2 separate regions of the Homo sapiens genome follow, and region 1 is linked to region 2. The links are chromatin loops, found by intact Hi-C in ENCODE. Cell type or tissue: CD4-positive, alpha-beta T cell. All regions are shown on one strand. Links, peaks and the distances in the headings refer to the core of each region. The heading gives the core; the rest is flanking DNA.

The links. Peaks named below come from ENCODE experiments on the same cell type or tissue, not always from the same donor. Only the 100,000 strongest peaks of a DNase experiment are listed, where the experiment ranks them.
Region 1: it touches region 2 in a loop (3-fold over the local background); 6 of 110 quality-filtered maps call a loop at or near these places.

What each region holds. Positions count from the first base shown.
Region 1 is chr1:151,996,266-152,006,831 of GRCh38, reverse strand. No RefSeq gene overlaps it. Among named protein-coding and RNA genes, the nearest start is that of S100A10, 7.7 kb to the right of the region's middle. RefSeq lists a silencer at 7,565-7,859. In CD4-positive, alpha-beta T cell, for the core only: a CTCF peak has its summit at 4,990; a DNase peak (open chromatin) is centred at 4,921.
Region 2 is chr1:151,530,785-151,541,350 of GRCh38, reverse strand. It overlaps CGN (cingulin), which reads right to left. Exons shown (of 21, transcript NM_020770.3): 14 at 8,779-8,949; 15 at 7,215-7,376; 16 at 6,220-6,309; 17 at 5,668-5,751; 18 at 5,453-5,571; 19 at 5,006-5,114; 20 at 4,458-4,621; 21 at 2,659-4,146. The coding sequence ends at 4,005. It overlaps TUFT1 (tuftelin 1), which reads right to left and starts at 1,042. Exons shown (of 13, transcript NM_020127.3): 1 at 925-1,042. The coding sequence starts at 984. RefSeq lists enhancers at 235-749, 750-1,265, 1,781-2,297. In CD4-positive, alpha-beta T cell, for the core only: CTCF peaks have their summits at 6,274 and 6,474 (motif pointing left); a DNase peak (open chromatin) is centred at 6,480.

The DNA of each region.
Region 1 (10,566 bases), core at 2,345-7,344, 470 kb before region 2:
CCTAGGTCTGGAGTCATCCATTTGCCTCTTTTTTTTTTTCTTAAGACAAGGTCTCACTGTGTCACCCATGCTGGAGTGCAGTGGCACTATCTTGGCTCACTGCAGCCTCAACTTCCCAAGCTCAGGTGATCCTCCCACCTCAGCCTCCCGAGGAGCTGGGACCACAGACATGTGCCACCATGCCCAGCTAATGCCTTGCTTCAGAGTATTTCACTGCTTGCACTTGCTTCCAGTCCCCCAGGACCCAGTAGGCATGCACCTGGGAAGGACACAAACTGGCTGTGCCCCTATATCTCTGCCCACTTTCGATCCCTACAGAGGTGGGCTCCATGGGGCAGTGACCTGAGATTTGCTTACAATGGGATCCCTATCACAGAGTAGGGTCTGGCACCTTATAGGCGCCCCATGAATGCTCAGTGAAAGAAGGCATCCGCCACAAGGTCCTGGGTAACCAAGAATTATTCAATTGTGGCCTATAAATTTTTAATCCTAGAAGATATCGGAATGAGAAACATGAGGGGCTTTCAAAAGTGGCCAGTCTCTTAAACCATTATACTGGCAGGTGAACCATGTCACTTCAGACTACACCTTAAGTAGCCAGGATATCTAGTTATATCTATATACAGATAGATAGATATTTGGTGATATAGACATATGGCCATATCTATAGCTATGGAGCTATAGTGCTATATATATATCACCAAGTGTATTTACCAAAATATGCACAATGGTTGTCTCTGGATATCCCTTTTTTCTTTATATGTTTCTGTATTTTTCATTTTTCTCTCAGCGGATACTCAGTAACTTTATAATCAGAAATATAAATATATAAGTGTTAAACTTTCAATGTCTCCTCACTCAAAATAAGGCTCAAATGTCTTTATTCAGCATCGGAGGCTCTTAGTGATCTGGCCCTTTGTGGTTTCCATGTCCTGATCTCCTGCAGCCTCCGAACACACACCCCACGCACCTACAAACCTCCAAATCATCTGTATTTCTCCAGGGGCTTCTCCCTTACTTCATTTTCCTCACCTTCCTTGACTGGCTCTTACTTATCTGTCAAGATTTTCTTTGGCTCTTACTTATCTGTCAAGATTATCTTTAAGTACCTCCTCCTCCAGGAAGCCTCCCTAACACCCCATAAGGTCCAGATATCTCTGCTTTCTGTTCTGCACTCCAGCAACAATCAGAGTCACCTCGGCCATGATAATAAGAAGTAAGTGTTGCTTTATTTGTCTTCCTGCCCTGTTAGACTGGGATTCCAAAGGCAGGGACTGTATCTTTATTTCTGTATCCACAGTGTTTAGGTAGTGCCAGGCATAGAGTTGGCACTCAGCAAGTACCTGAATAAATACAGACAATCCCTAACCTACAATGGTTCAACTTAACAAAGACTTTTTGACTTTCTGATGTTGCGAAAGCAATACACAACCACAAAGTTTCAGACTTTAAATATTGGTGATTCTTTACCAAAAAGTCTCTGGGCTGAATTTTCAATTTACAATACTTTCAATTTATGATGAGTTTACCTGGACATAACCCCATCATAAGCTGCGGAACATCTGTATACAAAAAAATGGATTTGTAAAATATAATGGGTTTCTCAAATAGTCGTTATTATATATATATATATATATATATATATTCATATTCATTTTGAATATGAAGAAATATGTGCAGGGAGGTTAAGTGACTTGCCTTAGGTCACAAAGCTAATGAATGAGAGAACCAGAGCTCAAATCGATTGTCTAATCTGCCTTCCACTTCACCACAGCTGCCACCATGAAATAGTAACAAGAAAAAATATGCATGATCATGTGTCGGGTCAAGTTGATGGACAGGTGTCTCATACCAGGAAGCTTTTCTATCAGGAATAGACCTTCACAACAGTCACGGATAATGTATTTACTGTTATGGTTTAAGAACAGATTAAGCTAAAAAGTTTGAATGTGTTTTAAAACATTTTAACTCATTTCTTTGCTGGAATAGATGATAAATTTTAAGTCATGTTTTTCAAAAAAGAGAAACTGAGCATGCTCAGGCTGATGTGGGCTATAGGGACACTTCCATCATTGCACTCTTCCCTTCCTCAGATGCCTCAGGACCACTCTTCTTATCATCCTGTGTTGATCACTGATTTATGGTTCCTGCCAAAATCCACTGAGAGCATACTCTGCTCAGAACACACAACACACCAAGAGAAATCTCTCCCCAATGAACCAACAAGCATCAAGGGAGACAAATGAGCAGATAGGCAATTTCCCTACTCTATGATAAGGGCCACGAGAGGCTAAAGGAGCAACACCCAACCCCAGTCTAGGTGAGGTTGGGGAGGCTTCATGGTGGAAATCACATCTGGCCAAATCCTAGCGGCTGTCTGGTCCTACAATCTGTCCCCAGCCAGTATGTCTACCTTCTGGCCTCCTTTCACTGCCTTCCATCACCACTTGTCTCCTCACCTGGAGTGTGAATTCCTCAAACGGAAGGACCATGCCGCCTTCATCTGTGCATTCCCCACAGCACCCAGCCCAGCAGCTACAGCCAAATGACAGACTCCCAATCTAATGCCCTCACCACTAGATGGCTGAGCCTGGCTGGGGAAAACTATGCTGGAGCCAGACATCCTGCCAGAGTTCCAGCCTGACTGTAAGCTGTGCAGGGAGCCATAGAGTGTTGCCCAGGAAAGAGTTATCTATGAACCGACAACTGAGAGAACCAGTGTCTACACACCCTTCCTTGCAGGTCACCACGTCAGGGGTGGGGCAAACAACTTAAGACTAATCACAAAGCAGGTTGTTTTCACCTAAGAAACCCCACCAGCAGCTTAGCAGCTTAGTCTGCACCTTCCTTCCCAAACCAGTGCTCCTCCCTGCATTTGGCAGGCACCAGAGCACAAGGTGTCCAGGTCTGAAAACTTCTGGCAGTTCTGCTCCTTCCTCTCCCTATGGCCAAGAGCTCAGTAGCAGTAGCCTGCAGATTCTTCCTGTTCTTTCTCTCAAATCTGTACCTTCTCATCCACCCTTGCCACCATCATTCCAGGGTGGGCCTCCCTCATCTCCTGGCCCTCATTTTCTCCCAGCTTCACCCCATTCTCACATCACAGCTGCTCTCTCCTCCACAGCTGGCCGTGGTCCCTCCCTCTATGATTTCACTGTGTCTACCAACACAGTGATCAAAGGAGAAGGAGGCTGGGAAGAGCTGAGGGCTATAGGATGATCTCTGCTTAAAGACACAAGCGGCTCCAGAGACTGGTAAATTTTGAGAGAGAATCAGAAGCCAGAAAAAAAAAGCTTAGGTTTCATTGCAGAGTGGTCAATTTTTTAGCCTGGAATTCAAAAGCATCAATAATCTAGCCCTCATCCCTCACCCAATCCCTCTTTCTAGCCACTCTTGCTGTTCCTCCAGTGTGTCCTGTGCATACTCCCCTTGGCATCTTCCCTCGTGTTACTCCTCCCCCAGGACTACTCTTCTCTCAGCCCCTGTCCCATATGCTCAATCAAGCCTATCAAATCTGACCCAACCTACAAATCTCACTTCAAATCCTATGTCACCCATGAAGTTATTCTTAAGAGTCCAGCCAAGAGGGAGCCTGCTGTTCTGAAGTCCCCCGTGCAGCACTGCCCACACATGCTACCTCACCTCAGTGCTGGTTGTGAACACTTCTCATGTTCCTGCCCAGATTGTGGTTATGTTCCCAAGCAGCTGTCATCGCTGTGGTTCTACCAAGAGTAAGGCAGAGTCGGGTGGTGACAAGAGGGGAGGCTTTGAGACTAAGCTTATCTGGGTTCCAATAGGACTATATCAATGCCCTTAGGGAAGTTATGTAGCCTCTCTGAGCTTCCTTTCCACATCTGAAAACAGACTGGCTATCTATTTTACAGGGCTTTTGTTAGATTTACAGATAATATACATAAACCACAATAATTATTACTATAATCATAGCACTAATCGACCTAAAATATTTCTTGGAGTGATCATAAGAAACAAATAAGATAACATATGAGACAGAACTTCATAGAATATAAAATTATTGTGTTAATTTTTAACAAGAAGACTTGGAGTATGTTTGTGGGGGTTTTTTTGTTTTGTTTGTTTGTTTGTTTGTTTGTTTTTGGCAGAGTCTCGCTCTGTCTCCAGGCTGGAGTGCAGTGGTGCGATCTCGGCTCACTGCAACCTCCGCCTCCTGGGTTCAAGTGATTCTCCTGCCTCAGCCTCTCAAGTAACTGGGATTACAGGCATGCACCACCACACCAAGCTAATTTTGTATTTTTAGTAGACACAGGGTTTCACTATGTTGGTCAGGCTGGTCTTGAACTCCTGACCTCAGGTGATCTGCCTGCCTCGGCCTCCCAAAGTGCTGAGATTACAGGCATGAGCCGTGTCCAGCCCATTTGTGTTCTTCTATCAAATGGCCATATGTTGGTCATATGACCATACATTGGTCACATGATACAAGACCTCACAGATGCCCCACTAATTACCAGCCAGTACATCCTCCAACAGCTAAGCACTTTAGCTTTCAGAATATCTGTGCTCAAAGCTGTTAGAATGAATTCACTTAAAAGTCAACCAATAAAACTGGTGGAATCCTATGCTCAAACTGAGGTTTTGGTCCATATGGTACCAGACACTAGTTCAACTTAACAACCTATTTTCACCTATATATATATATATATATATATTTTTTTTTGGCGTCTTGTACACAGAGCATTACTTTTCTCACTGCTCAAGCCCAGAGAAATGCTGCCAAAAGCAAGAGAAAATGGGGTAGGATGTCAACCTAAATCACAGCCTCCATCTCAAGCCAACTAGGTAATCTTTCCAGCCCCATATTCAATCCTCTGGTTTCCAGCCAAGGATTTCCTGCCTGGGCCACTCAAGAGAAAGTAAACCCCACTGTCAAGCTATTCCCACTGTGGCCACCAGAGGGTCCCACAGCATTAGCTACAAAGCAAGAACACACCCTTTCCCAGTAAATTGTCCATTTTAAATATTTCCAGAAAGCCTTATGGCAGCCTCCCCAGCTTTCAGCCAATAGGACTGCCCAGAAACCCCAGAGCTAGCTGCTGCTAACATTGTTGAGGCGTCAGTTCATACCAAGCAGCCAGCATTTCACAAGGGGTTTGAGTCACTGGGGCCCCACAGAGTCCAATTTCTGTGGGTCTGAGCTCTCCCCAGCCACATTCCAGTATCATCAATGAACAAAGAGTATCTGTGGCTTCAGTAACTGTTTCCCTTTGACACAGCATCCAAATGTTTGCCTGGAACACCACTTGCTCTCAAGTTTTAATGAAGAGAGGAGAAATGCACCCTATCAGTCTGGCAGACCACAGTCCATGATAGGCAGGTCATGTCTTGCAGAGTTCTCCCCGAGTGCCAAACACTGGGATTCAGACAAGCTAGCATTCCGTTCTGCCTGATCACTTCACTGAAGGTGAAGAGTAAGTTGTCTTCTCCTTGGAAAAGGACATGTCCAAGATCACACAGCTAATGAGGGGCAGAGAAAACGTGATTTCCTCCCAAGCCTGTCTGAAACTCCAGAGTCTGCACTTACAACCACTATATTACATAATTGTTTTATTTTTTCCATTACCAACAAAAAGGGTTGACCAGATCCCTGTAGCTCAGCTGTACTCCCTCTCGGCCTCATCCCATGTCACACTTGCCTTGCTTCAGACACACTAGTGGTTTTTCAATTCCTCTAACAGACCCAGCTTCTCCTCATCTCTGGGCCTTTTCATGGGCTTTTTCCTCCCCTTAGGACACTTCCTCCCACCCCTCCTTTATTTGCAATCCTAGTTTCTCTTCCTCCTCTAAGGCTGGATTTAAGTATCCCCTTCTCAGAGAAGTCTTTCCTGATTTCCTACCTAAAATGGGTCCCTTCAATTCTCTCACTCAGACTCTTGATTTCCCATGATGGCACTCATTATAAACTTACCAAATTTTTGTATTAGTTTCATTTTCCCCTCTATTTCTATTTTATTTGCCTTCCTGAGGTAGGAGGTGGGACTTGATGCCAGAGGCGGAGCTCAGACACCAGATCAGATTGAGGACTAGCTAAAACAGGGCTTGGGCAAAAGCAGCTTTCAATCAGACATGCCCATTAGTGTGCCATGTCAATTTACCATTGCCATGGCAATATCTGGGCAGTTACTACCCCTTTCCATGGCAATGCCCCAATGACCCAAAATCTACTACCCCTTCCCTAGAAATTTCTGCATTAAACCACCCCTTAATCTGCATGCAATTAAAAGTGGGTTATATAAATACAACTGCAAAACTGCCCTGAGCTGCTGCTCTGTGCCTACTGGGTAGCCCTGCTCTGTAGGAGTACTCATGGAGCTATAACACTGCCTCTTCACTAAAGCTGTTTTCTTCTACCTCTGGCTTGCCCTTGAATTTCCTAGGCAAAGCCAAGAACCCAGTGGGCTAAGCTCCACTTTGGGGGTTGCCTGCATCATTTCCCACTATAATGTAAGGCCTGTGAGTGCAGAAATTTGTCTTAGTCATTGACATATCTCCAGGACCCATAACATGCCAGGAATTAGTAGGTACACAGTAAATATTTGATAGATTATAATTGTTAGAATTTGCAGCTCACCTGTAGGAGAAGACAGGTGGTTTTCGACCCCAATCTAACAGCTATCCTATTTTTAAAAACAAATTTAAAAAGCTACACTTCTTCAGCTTCTGCAGCTCCAAGAGATATGTTAGCACAGCAAGCACAGCCTTGGTGGAGTCCTCCCAGTACCCTAGACAGAAGTCTGCTGAAAGGCATTCACGAATCACACACACTAAAAACCCTGGGTGACAGAAGAGCCCTGTTTGGCTTCCTGACAACTGCCCCTCCACAGAGTGGGAGATCACACAGAGGAGGTGGGGATCTGCCTTCCAGAACCTGCTGCTTGCTGAGCTGGATGGCTTCAAGTTCATTAGATGGTTCAGTCTTTTCCATCATCCCAGAAGATAGGTGGAGACCCAGGTTCATAGTGGTGAAATGAATTGCCCAGAGCCATGCAGCTAATAATGCCCTTTTTCACATTCTTTAGCGGCTCTTATTACCTTAGGAAACTCCTTAGCAGAATATCTCAGGCACCCCAGGAAAGACACCTTCTCTCAAGACTCATCCCCATCCAAGACTCTAAAGGACGCTGCACTCTCCTCATGCAGAACAGCAGGTAGTTCCTGGCACAGACATAGTACCTCACAACTCCATCAGGCACATGCCTTTCCCTCCTGTCTGCCCCCACACAATGGGGCTTATTCCTACTTGTCCCTTAAAATCCACATAAATAAGTGAAAAAAGATAGGTCCTGATAGAAACATATCATAAGGAAACAAACATGAGGGCAGATATATTTATTCAAAAGTAGTCTCTGATATATAGTTAGCTTTGACAGTAAAAAATTAGAAACAACCGAAATGTTCAAAAAAATATGGGAAATGTTTAACAAATTATAGGATTTCCCTATTTAGGGGCTACTAATACAGCCATACCTGGGTTGGTTGGTTTGTCTTCCTTTTTGGATTGCCAGCAAAAAGTCTTGACCAGATCACTGTAAATCAGTGATTCTCAACTGAGGAGGCAGGAAGAAGTGCTAAGACTCCTTCCCAAGGTATTGCAATTGGTAGGTAAAGTTTATACAACTATGATTCATGCTGTTGACATGGTGTCTGGGCAGACAGAATGTTGAGCTGGGTTTTCACAGGTTTCCATGTGGTACAGGGCACAGCTTGATACACATCAAGAAACAATGACACTATGCATTTGCTAAGACCTGTGTGAACTTTGCTTCATAAGTATCTAAAAGAGTGACCAGGGCAGTAAGTAGTTCTGCTCAAACAATGACACTATGCTGAGGTGTCATCAGTATAATAGTGTAATTACTACACATGCAAATTAATCCTTTCAAATGTGCAGCCAAAAATACTAGCACTCAATACCAGCACTTTGTTAAGGTTATGCTGTAGCAAATAAACATTCAAATTCCAAGGTTCTTTCTCACCCACATAGCTAGTCCAATGAGGATGTTCCTGCTCAGCAAGTGATTTTCCTCCATACAGTGATTCAGGTACCCAGGCTCTTTCCAATTATGACTCTTCCATCCTTAGAGCCTTGGAGTCCTGTCAGGTGGAGAGAAAGAATATGGGAAAGTCACCTCTTTACTGCCTTGGCCTGCAAGTGACACATATCACTTCCAGTCCCATTGTGTTGGTGGCTAGTCACATAGTCCTACCTAGGGGTATGAGGTGGTAGAAATATAATCCCTAGCTGAGCGGCCAAAACTCTACACAATGAAAAGAGGAACACACATTTCTGGTAGATAGCCCACCTTCTGTGCCACAGCCACAAACCCAAAAAAGTTGAGGGTAATAGGATTTTGTGGCTGTGCCACATGGAGAAGTGGTAAAATTCCCAATACTGCCTCACTAGTGGATCAATCTCTCCAGCTCCCAACATTTTGTACATTGGAACCTACTTCAGCCCTGGTAGAAGATTTGAACATTGCTTTCTCATCATTTCAGAGACCACATGGATGGGGCCTCTGCTCTCATTCCTCCAGTGGCCATTCAGTTGGCTACCCTCCTGCTAAGACACTATCCTTGCTGGGCAGCTCAGGCTTAGGCACTGGTCCCTGATGCCATCAGTTTTCTCTAGGGAAGCAGAGCTGGCTTCACTGAATGCATGTAGTTGACAAGGTATAACTACTTCCTGGAGAAAGAACTGCCTGGGACCCCTTTTCCTAGAGAGACTATAAGCATGGCTGATACTTGAAGCTTTATGGACCTGCTAGTACACAGAGTCATTAAGAAACCACATGAGGCCAGGAAGAGCAAGGTGTGCTGACCATTTTCATCACTGTATTCCCAGTACTCAGCACAATGTTTTAGAAACCCTGCAGCATCCTCCTGGAGATGCACCCACTAGGGCCTTAGAGTTCTGCTGGCAGATTGGAGAAGAGAGAAAAAAGAAGACACAGTACAGTACAGTTGAACAGTTACTTGTCAAATAAAAAGGTGAAAAGAATGATTTAAATGAATAAACATATGATCTTGATAAATATTTAGTAACATAGGAAAGAGTAAGAACAAAAGGAAAAAGTATGGGACAAAAATAGAAACAGTCATGTGTCGCTTAATGATGAGGATACGTTCTGAGAAATGTGCCCTTACACGATTTCATCCTGCAATCATCATAGAATGTACTTGTACAAACCTAGATGGCATAGTCTACTACACAGCTAGGCTGTATGGTACAGTCGAGGACTCTGAGGCTACAACCCTGAATAGCATACTGTAGGCAATTGTACTACAATGGTAAGTATTTGTGTACCTAAACATGGAAAAAGTGTAGTAAAAATATGGTATAAAAGATTTAAAATGCTATACAAATAGGACACTTACCATGAATGGAACTTGCAGGACTGGAAGTTGCTCTGGGTGAGTCAGTGAGTAGTGAGTGAATGTGAGGGCCTAGGACATTACTGTACATTACTGTAGACTTTAGAAACACTGTACACTTAAGGCTACACTATGTTTAAAACAGTTTTTCTTTTATCAATGATAAATTAACCTAGCCAGATGCAGTGGCTAATGCCTATAATCCCAACACTTTGGGAGGCCAAGATGGGTGAATCACATGAGGCCAAGAGTTCGAGACCAGCCCGGTCAACATGGTGAAACCTCATCTCTACTAAAAAAAACAAAAATTAGCCAGGCGCTGTGGGACATGCCTGTAATCCCAGGTACTCGAGTGGCTGAGGGACAAGAAGCACTTGAACCCGGGAGGCGGAGGTTGCAGTGAACAGAGATCACACTGCTATGCTCTAGCCTGGGCGACAGAGGGAGCCCCTGTCTCAAAAAACCAAAATAATAATAACAAATTAACCTTAGATTACTGTAAATTTACGTTATAAACTTGGAAATTCCTTTTTCTTTCCTTTTTCTTTTTTTTTTTTTTTTTGAAATGGAGTCTCACTCTGTCTCCAGGCTGGAGTGCACTGCCACAATCTCGGCTCACTGCAACCTCCGCCTCCCGGGTTCAAGCGATTCTCCTGCCTCAGCCTCCCAAGCAGCTGGGAGTACAGGTGCGTGCCACCACGCCCGGCTAGTTCTTTCTCTGTAAGATGGGGTTTCACCACGTTGGCCAGGATGGTCTTGACCTGTTGACCTCGTGATCCGCCCGCCTCGGCCTCCCAAAGTGCTGGGATTACAGGTGTGAGCTACCACGCCCAGCCTAACTTGTAAATTCTTTAAATGTTTGACTCTTTTGTAATAACACTTAGCTTAAAGCACACATTATACAACTGTAGAAAATATTTTCTTTCTTTATATCCTTCTTATGTAAGTTTTTTCTATTTTTAAAATTTTTATTTTTTTTTAAGTTTTTTGTTAAAAACTAAGACACACACACACAAAAAAAAAAAAAAAAACTAAGACACAAACACACGTATTAGCCTAGACCTGCACAGGGTCAGGATCATCAATATAACTGTCTTTCACTTCCACATCTGGTCCCACTGAAAGGTCTCCAGGGCAAAAACACACATCTCCTGTGATAACAAT
Region 2 (10,566 bases), core at 3,595-8,594:
CCATATGGTCAGCTAGGGTGGGGAGAACTGGGACTGGGAGCCAGAGAAAGAGGAGAGAGGGGTAGACCAGCCTGCACTGGAGAACGCCCCCTTTCTCCGCAACCCTCTCCCCGTCCAGAAGCCTTCGCTTGGGTCACTTCCCTCCCCTTCTCGGCCCGGGTTCTGCATCCCCTTCCTCCACTATCCCAGGGCCTGGCGGCTGGAGACGGAAGCAAAACTAACACACCGTCCCAGGAAGCTATCGGCAGGCAGATAGAGGGAGGAAAACAAGAGAACTACAAGGGGGAAGAAGGAGAAATCCAAGACAAGAGGTGACCCCCGGGCGGAAAGCCCTATCCCTTAGCGAAAGGTAGAGTCCCTAGCCAATCTCGGAATAGTTTGAGTCCTACCGTCCCCTACTTGCCCCCCGCCCTCCAGTCCAAGCCCTGTAATTTACTCTACCATTTTTCTTGTTACTGATCATCCAAAGCACCATGATGAAATTCTTTGGAGGGCCTCGGAGGTCACCAGGACCCTCGACCCACGGGAAAGCCTAAGCCTCCTCGGCAGGACACAACGTCCAAAGGCGCTCAGGGACCCAGTCGCTTGAGCTCATTCTCTTATGACCCAATGTGGCTGCCCAAAAGACGCCTGAGACCCGCGGCCCAAGCACGGGCTCGCCGGCGCCGAGTCCCAGGCAGGAGCCGCAGTGTCCTACCAAAGGGCAGGGACGCCCCGAACCCTCCAGCCTCAAAGGAGTCTTCACCCCGCGACTCCCACTGCCCGTCGCAGGCAAAAGAATAAAAAGAGAGAAGCGCCGCGCAGGGCTGACCGCGCGAGCCGGGCACCAGGTGATGTCAGCCAACACGGCGCGGGGCACGGAAGGGGCGGACTTAGAAACCGGGAATACAAAACGGAGAAGACAGCGAGAGCGCTTTTTCTTACCGCCGCCTGGTCCTCTGGGTGCACGTCCACCAGGGTACACCAGTTCCGCGTCCCGTTCATCTTCCCTCGGGGTCGCAGCACACACGCCACTTGTCCACCCCGCTGTCTGGCTCCAACTGGGCGGGCGCGCGCGGAACCGCCCCCTTGTATAGGCCCATCAGGGGCGGGGCTGAAGATAGGCCGCGCCCCCAGTTCGCGGTTTCGCAGAGAACTAACGATAGGCGAGGAGGTGAGGTGGGCGGAGCCAATGGGTCTGGGACATGCCCCATCGGTGCTCGCATAGATTTACACAAAGGTGGGGCTTGGGAGCGACATGGGGCTGCTTTAACTGAACAGCTTTATCTGGAGTATGTGGTTGCACATTCTTCATTAATCTTGTCGCTTTCCATCTTTCCAAGATCAGTGTTGGTCAGAGGGAATCACCCTGCCTGCTCCTAGTGGATGAGGAGTTGGAACCTGCAAAAGCTTCCTTCCATACATGCTCCTCTCCCTATACGTAAGCCACCTGTAGGCTTTGTGGAGCTGAGTAAACCTTTCCTCCACCGCAGAAAGGCAGGCACCAAGGTCCAGCTCACTCAGACTGGCCTAAGCCAGTCTGGCAGGTGCACTTCCTTGGCAAGAGGCCCAGGAGGCCCAGTCAGCTTAGGCTCTGGGTGGGGCTTGTTTTGCAGAAGCTCTTTTACTGACGCTGCCCTTATATAGTTGGGAGAGGCGGGACACATTGCCTTAAAAGGAATTTGTGTTCGTGAGAAAGGATGAGCCTTGACTTTTCCAGTTGCATTTTCTCCCCAAGCCTAGGCTGGGATCTTGAGGGCCTAGAAGAGAGGGTTGGCCAAGCAGGACCCTGGAGCTTCGTCCCCGCCCAGCTGCTCTTGGCAGATGGCTTCTTCACTTGGCTGTGGTCCACAGAGACAGCAGACAGAATACTTTAGGAGGAGGTCTGACCCACTCCTGAAGGGATAGTACTCCTATACCTGGCAATAGGCTCTAGTGAAGGGCCAGCTCCCTCTTCAAGGCAACACTAGGGCAGGAACAGCAGAAATGTCCCTACCTCCCAGTTAGGGACTGGGTCCTATGTCAGTTAGGAATGAATGAGGATTTTTCTACCTGGGAAGTGAATGCTGGGGTTATCACTATGACCCAAGGGAATAAAACCCAGTTCTGGTCTGTTCTACTCTAACCCTCAAAAAGGCATTTACTGCTGGCCAGGCGCAGTGGCTTATGCCTGTAATCCCACCACTTTGGGAGGCCGAGGTGGGCGGATCACAAGGTCAGGAGTTTGAGACCAGCCTGACCAACACAGTGAAACGCCATCTCTACTAAAAATACAAAAATTAGCTGGGTGTGGAGGCACGCGCCTGTAATCCCAGCTACTCAGGAGGCTGAGGCAGGAGAATCGCTTGAACCCGGGAGGCAGAGGTTGCAGTGAGCTGAGATCATGCCATTACACTCCAGCCTGGGTGACAGAGTGAGACTCCGTCTCAAAAAAAAAAAAAAAAAAAAGGCATTTACTGTCCTTGTTCTTCCCAGAAGGTTGTTCAGGAGAGAAGAGAATGGGGCTGCTATAAACATCTCCAGGTTTCGTAGGTCCCATCTGCTCTGTTCTAAAGGGCCTCTGAAAAGTCAGGTGAAGAAAACTCCAGCTTCGGCTCCTAAGCTGTACAGTTAATATGACTTCATAAAATCTGGACCTCCAAATATGCCAAGAAAAAGAATGAGAAGACAAACCAAGGATTTCAATATAAATGTGTAATTTTAATATTTAATTTAAAATAAAACCAAGGCTGGATTGGATTGGGAAAGAACGTTTGATTTGCAGAAGAATATAGGAATTTTTTTAATCACGACATTACAAGTCATTTGTGAAAACAGCCTTCCTCCTGCCACCGGCTCCCTATACAACCTGCTTAGGAAATATGGAGGTGAATCATCCCCCTTACCTCTTCCCTACCAGGGCTTGGTTCTCCCCAAAATCCAAAGGAGAAATAAATGTCTTCCGTTGCCTCTTCCCATTTTTACAGTCAGCTTCTAACCCCTTGCAAAGCCCTGAATCAGAGCCAAGCACCTCAGAAAATGAGGGTCCCTTGGTTCTCTTATTGAAGTTGGGCACATGTGGTCAGAGAAGCCCCAAGGAAGGCCACAGGGACTGACACCTTTACTTTTGGAATTTGTGCAGCCAGTTGTCAGGGCTCCCAGGTGCAACCACCTTATAACCATATCCACAGTCACAGAGGAGGGAGAGGAGGAAGGATGAAAACCCTGAGCAGGACCAGACCCCCGCCACTTTATCATGACCCTACCAAAGTCCCTCTCCCAGGGGTCATTGGCAGAGAAACCCCAACAGCTCTCTCAATCAATCACTGGGGCAGCAGGGAAGGCTGAGGGCCCTGGCTGGGGAAAAGCTGGTCTTTGGAGAGGTATGAATGTGCAGATATAAAAAGCAAGAAGAGCATCCTTATCTCCTTGCCTTGGCTAAGGCACTGACAGGAAAAATGCAAGGTAGGAATGGCAAAGAGGGGAAAGGAAGAAGACAAAAATATAGGAACTGGAGGGGTATGGGGACTACCACATGGGCCCCATACTTGTGCAAAGAAATGGGTAGAGCCATGCCTGCATGTCTGTTACCCATAACATTCCCCTCACCCTGCTCCAGAGTGGAAGGAAAATGAGTTGCAGGAATCCAGGGAGCACAATAACATAGGGTATTTCCCTGAGCCTTAGGGTTAAGGGCTAAAGAATAAAGCTTTATACACATGGCAATTTCTATCCCTTCCTATCCTTCTCAGTCCCCATCAGCCTAATGCTGACCATCCTTCCACTATAAGAGAGATGAGGGAGGTGTCGGCACTTGAGGAAAAGGCTCAGTTGGCTTGAAATGTCCACTCCTACAGTGGAAAGTCCATCTATCAGCTTATTGCTGATGATTTTTTTTTTTTATCACCATCACTCTGACCCCTCCCTGTCTTAGGTCTGAATAATTGGGTCACCCATAGGAATGCAGAACCCAGGGTGGGCAGAGCAGAGCAGCACTTGCTGGGATAGGCCTCGAGCCTGGTTTCTGAGTCCTTGAGGACCACGAGCTAACAGGAGCTGGTCTGTAGGTTGCTCTCCGTAAGCAGTGATGCAATGGACGAGGGATCGTAGACACTGTCGAATTCCTCATCTGAGCTCAGCCCTTCGTTTTTGAGAGCTGACTCAGCAGCTGAGCGGGAAGCTTTGCGCCTGACTCAGAGAGAAGAATAATGGTTGGGGAGGGGAAAATAGAAATATTAAGACAGCCACCCTTTTTGTACAAAGGAAACCCCAATTCTTCTAAGGCCTAAAGTTTATTCACAAAATCCCCAACTAATCAGATTTGGGGAGGTACAGGATGGTGGCTGAGATACTAATAAATAAATATACTGGCTTCCAACCAGAAACAAGTGACTACACAGTACCATGTTAGAGATTCTCCTCCTTATCCAGCACAGGAGAGACCATTCCCTCCCTGCTCTAGTGTCCCTATGGAGCAAGGGCAAAAGGGTAGCCCATACCAGGAGTCCTTCTCCAGAGACTTGATCCGGGCCTGGAGCTGTTCATTGACCTCATGCTGCTCCTCCACCTCACGCTGGGCCTTCTTCCTCAGGCCGTCCAGTCGCTCAATTTCCTCTTCTGCTTCATCCACCTGACGCTTCAAAGCCTTCACCCTCAGGCTTAGCTGGGCAGGATACCAAGTCCACACATCTGAATAGCATCTACTACCATGGCCTGGGACCCTCCCCCATAACAATCTTGACAAGGTATAATTGCCGCTGGAAAAATGTGGCCTTGGGCAAGTTCCTTAACCTCACATGGTTGTCTTAGGGATTAAATGTATTAACACATGTGTAATACTTACAGAACCTAGCACATCATAAGCACTCAATATATACGCTTACCATGACTTCTCTAGTCTAGTCTTTTCAATCTAATCTCTGTCCTTATACAAGGAAAGTCTAAGTTTGGAGGACCTATAGGAGATAAGGGCCTCCCTTGGCTTTCAGGAAAACATATAATATATACCTGCCCCAGGTTGCTTGGCTCCAGGGTGCCATGTCCTCACCTGGTCTTTCTGGTCATTGACATGCTGCCGCTCGTCTTCAATCTGGATGGATAGTTCTTTAACTTTCCGCTCCAGTTTTCGATTGGTAGACTGCAGAACTGTCTTCTCCCTAAGGTGAGGTAGAAGAATGTCTATGAGTGTCCCCATTTCTAAGGGAATCCTAACTTGGCCCCCTACTGTCCCCAAGGACTCCTCTCAGCCATGAGCTCCACCATTAGACTGGGCAGGATCCAGGGCAGATTCAAAGAATGAGGGAGAGTGACGTCATTCACATTTCAGAATTTCTGCAACACTCTTTGCTCTCTATCAGGAGAAAGTGTTCCCTAAAGATCAGGCCAGGCTGGCCATATCTGAGGTGGAAGATGGAGGGAGCCACAGAGGAGAAAAGCCAAGAGGGAGGGAGGAAGAAAAGGAGGGAGGAAGGGAGGAAGGATAGGCTTATGTCACCTCTCTTCAGCCTGTAGCCGCTCCTGCAACAACTGATTCTGGGACTCAAGCTGAGAGAGGCTGGCACTAGGCTTCTGGAAGCCTTCTGAGCTGGCCAACCGGGTCTTCAGGTCCTTGTTCTGAGAGGGACAGGAAGCCTCCACAGTTAGCACTCCACTGGCCATTTTACTCACCTCCTGGGGTCCATCCCTAAGAATCCTCCCCTCCCCCATCACCTGTCTCTCCAAGGAGATTTTGTCACACTCCAGGTCCTGCCGAGCAGACCTTTCCTGCATGAGCTCTGTCCTCAGCTGATCCACCTAGTGGGGATGGGTGAGAGGACCAGACTTGGGGAGGGCTAAGGATGAACCAGCAAGCTGAACAAAGTGAGGCTGAGTCATGGGAGGATGGTCTCTGAACCCTGAATCCAAAAATTCCCAGGCAACTAAAAAATCACAGCCTATTCAAATGGGAGGGGCCAGAGAATGCAAACAGAGCCTCCTTCGTCCCTCCAGGAACTAGTATCCCTTGTAAACCAAAGAAGCCCCAATTCAGGTCAGAGAACAGCCCAGGCCACCAGGATCCCTTCCTCCATGCAAATCATTGGCTTCTTTCCACCCAAGGAAACTGGCCAACCTTTCCCAAAGCAGACAAAACCCTGAAGGAGACCCAGCCACGCACAGATTCGGCAGCCAGATGATGAAAGATGGGAGGGTAGAGTTGTTTTTGAGAGAACCAAGAGGTGATGCAGTCAGGGGTAAACAGAGATGAGGGGTGGGGGCGGTTACCTGGTCCCGGCCACGATTCACCCGATCTGTTAGCAGCTCCACGGTGTTCTTCTCCTCATCTAACTCTGTTTCCAGCCGTGAGACTTTTTCCTAGGACAGAAGAACAAGTAATTCTGTCCCAAATGCTGGACACCAGAATGCCAAACTCAGACCAGGAGCCTCTCAAACTCCAGCATTAACAGACTTTTCTCTCTTGCACATCCCAGTAACCTTTTGGTACTTGCCTGGACCCAGAGCCACTATGGAGCCAGCGCCCTCTACTGACCAGATGTGGCATCATGGGCAGGTCGGGGCCATGCTCTGGTGACGGCCCTTTGACAGAAAGGCAAACCCCAGAATCTACTCTTCATTGGAAAACCTTATTTCTCTAATGGGAAAAGAGAGAGAAACCCAAGTACCTGGGCCAAGGCTGAGGTGAAGAGACTCAGAAACTGAGGTACTGGAGGCAGTACCACGTAGAGGCTAAGAGTATGTACATGGGACCAGACTGTCCAGTCTGAAAATCAGATTTACCACTTCCTGGCAGTAGACCATGGACAAGTTCATCTCTCTGTGCCTCAGTTTCCTTCATCTGTAAAATGGAGAAAACAAGACTACCTACCCCACAGAGTTATTCTGAGGATTAAGTCTTAAGTGCCTATCACACAGCACAATATGTTTGCTGCTGCTATTATTATTATCAAATATAGCAAACTGAAGAATACTGTTCACTCTAAAGGGGAAACCCACTGCTCAGCTCCAGCCAACTGTTGCCATGCAGACTCAGGACAAGACACTCAGTATTACCATATCTGCCAAATACAAAAGAAACTAGAAATCCAAATTTTTAGGTGACCTCTATAAATTTCTAAACATTGGCAATTGATTCAAAGTTGTTGAAAATACTGCAGCCAAACAAAACTCATCAACTGTGGGCTGTCGGTTTTGACCGCTAGTACAGAAAGAGGCTTGGAAGTCCCACCCTTTTTCCACAGGTCACACCTCAGTGCCCTCACCTCGAGACCCTTCAGCTGCCGGGCCCTGTCGTCCTGGGAACGCTTCTTGTTCTCTGCCTCTTGCTCCAGCCCCTGCAGTCGCTGGGCCAGTAGCTCTTTGTCCAGCCGGGCTGTGTCCCGCTCAGCCTGGGATGCCTGCAGGGCCTGCCGCAGCCTCTGGATCTGGGCAGGGGGTAAAAATGCCACAGCTCAGTGTAGTGAGAAGGTGAGGGTTGAGGGGCAGGAGCAGTCCAGCCCAGTGGGCAGAAACATTTCATCACTGTCACTCTTTAGAATTACCAGTGGCATGATGACAATAAAAAGCAAACTGACTTTTCATCCATTTTCTTTTTTTTTCATTTTTTAGATGGAGTCTCGCTCTGTCGCCCAGGCTGGAGTACAGTGGTGCGATCTCAGCTTACAGCAATCTCCACCTCCCAGGTTCAAGTGATTCTCCTGCCTCGGCCTCCCGAGTAGCTGGGACTACAGGCATGTGCCACCACGCTTGGCTAATTTTTTGTATTTTTAGTAGAGACGGGGTTTCACCGTGTTAGCCAAGATGGTCTCAATCTCCTGACCTCGTGATCTGCCCGCCACAGCCTCCCAAAGTGCTGGGATTACAGGCAAGAGCCACTGCACCTGCCCTCATTAATTTCCTTTATTGTTTTTGTTTTTGTTTTTTGAGATGGAGTCTTGCTCTGTCGCCCAGGCTGGAATGCAGTGGCACAATCGCGGCTCACTGCAACCTCCACCTCCCAGGTTCAAGCAATTCTCCTGCCTCAGCCTCCTGAGTAGCTGGGACTACAGGCATGCACCACCACGCTCAGCTAATTTTTGTATTTTTAGTAAAGACAAGGTTTCACCATGTTGGCCAGGCTGGTCTTGAACACCTGACCTCATGATCTGCCCGCCTCAGCCTCCCAACGTGCTGGGATTACAGGCGTGAGCCACCGTCCTCAGCTTCTTTATTGTTTTTAAAGTCTCTACACAACTTGGAATCACCTGAGGAGTTTTTTTAAATTCTGATCCTGGATCCCATCCCCAGAGATGATGACTGAAGTGGTATGGGATACAGCCTGGGTGTGGGGATTTTTAAAAATCTCCTCAGGTGGCTCTAAGCTACAGAATTTGAAAATCACTGCTCTACAGACAATATATTCCTCCACCCTGCAAGTCATTAGACCTAAACCTGGGCCCCAGGGACCCTTGGCCACAGGTTCAGTTAAGAGGCAAGGACCGGGCTGGGCGCAGTGGCTCATGCCTGTTATCCTAGCATTTTGGGAGGCCGAGGAGGGCGGATCACGAGGTCAGGAGATTGAGACCATCCTGGCTAACACGGTGAAACCCCGTCTCTACTGAAAATATAAAAAATTAGCCAGGCGTGGTGGCAGGCACCTGTAGTCCCAGCTACTTGTGAGGCTGAGGCAGGAGAATGGTGTGAACCCCGGAGGCAGAGCTTGCAGTGAGCCAAGATCGCGCCACTGAACTCCAGCCTGGGCGACAGAGTGAGACTCTGTCTCGGACAAAAAAAAAAAAAAAAAAAAAGAGGCAAGGACCTTCAAACCCAAGGATATTAGACTTCTACCTCATCCTGAAGTCGGCTCAGTCCTCCAGAGGTCTTCTCAGCCTCACTGGCCCAATCCTTGGCCTGGCGCTGGGCATCTGCCACCTCCCGCCGGGCCTTTTCCTTATAATCCTCCAGCTGGGCCTGGAGCTGCTGCAGGGCTTGCTTAGAGTCCTCCCCGATCTTCTCCAACTGAAACACAGAGAAAAGGGTCTTCAGCACTGTACATAAATGACCCTCTCCAGGCCCAGACTCCCAAGACTCTCCCCTAAGGGTCTCCTTCCTGACAAGGCAGCCCTCTCTTGCTCTTTCCTGGGCCTAGGTTCCTAGTATAGCTAATAGTTATATACAGATGTCTGGGTTCAAATCCTGGCTCTACCACTTACTGGTGACCATGTGCAAGTTACTTATCTCTCTGGGTCTCAGTCCCCCATCTGTAAAATGGGATTAAAAATAGTAACTATATCACAAGGTGTTGTGAGAATTACATTAGTTAATTATGTGAAGTTCTGTACTTACAACAGTGCCTGATACAAAGTAAGCCTTAAATGACCATTTCAGCAAACCCAAGGTGCCAATGATTATACGGCGTACCACTAAGAAAAATATGCCAATTAAACTATAACATACCATAAGGTATAAGACACAACTCTATTTCAGAAATGATAAAATGTGCATTTTTCATTGACAAATGATAAGATGTGCATTTTTCATTGACAAATGATAAGATGTGCATTTTTCATTGACAAATGATAAGATGTGCATTTTTCATTGACAAATGATAAAATGTGCACTTTAGAATTGATGTAACATATTACGTGTTTGCTCTTGCTTTACAAAAAGATTGGGAGGAGAACCTTAGCAGCAAAAGCAATTTATTTCCTTTTCTTTTTTCTTTCTTTTCTCCTTCCCCTCACCCAAATTTAAAATTCTACCAATGAAGATTTTTTTTTTTGACAGGCTCTTGCTGTAGCGCAGTGGGGCAGTCACAGCTCACTGCAGCCTCAACCTCCTGGGCTCAAGCAATCCTACGTCAGCCTTCCGAGTAGCTGGGAATACAGATGTCTGGGTTCAAATCCTGGCTCTACCACTAATTAGCAACCATAGGCAAGTTACTTATCTTCTCTGGGTCTCAATTCCCCATCTATAAAGAGAAACTGAGGAACAAGCCACCACAGCAGGCTAATTTTATTTTTAAGTAGAGACAGAGTCTTATTATGTTGCCCAAGCTGGCCATTGAAGATTCTTGTATTTAGGTTTTGTAGACTCCCAAGGGAGAATCCCAGGAGATGTTCTCCAAGAATGAAGACCATAAAGGAATAGGATGTAAGGGAAAGAGCAAAAACATGGAGGGGAGGTAGGAAGGATGCCCCTTCCAGAAGATTTGGTCTTGGTCTTCCTAACAATGAACTTGAGGAAAGCAAACATCACACATTCTTTTTTTTTTTTTCTTAAGACAGAGTCTTGCTCTGTCACCCAGGCTGAAGTGCAGTGGCATGATCTCGCCTCACTGCAACCTCCACCTTCCGGGTGCAAGTGACTCTCCTGCATCACCCTCCTGAGTAGCTGGGACTACAGGCATGAGCCACCAAGCCCGGCTAATTTTTTGTATTTTTAGTAGAGACAGAGTTTTGCTATGTTGGCCAGGCTGGTCTCAAACTCCTGACCTCGGGTATCTGCCTACCTCAGCCTCTCAAAGTGCTGGAATTACAGGAGTGAGTCACCGCACCTGGCCATAATCATCACACATTCTGACTAACCCCTCTCCCCCAAGCCCCTGTCCTCTCAGGCCAGCTTCTGGATGAGCTG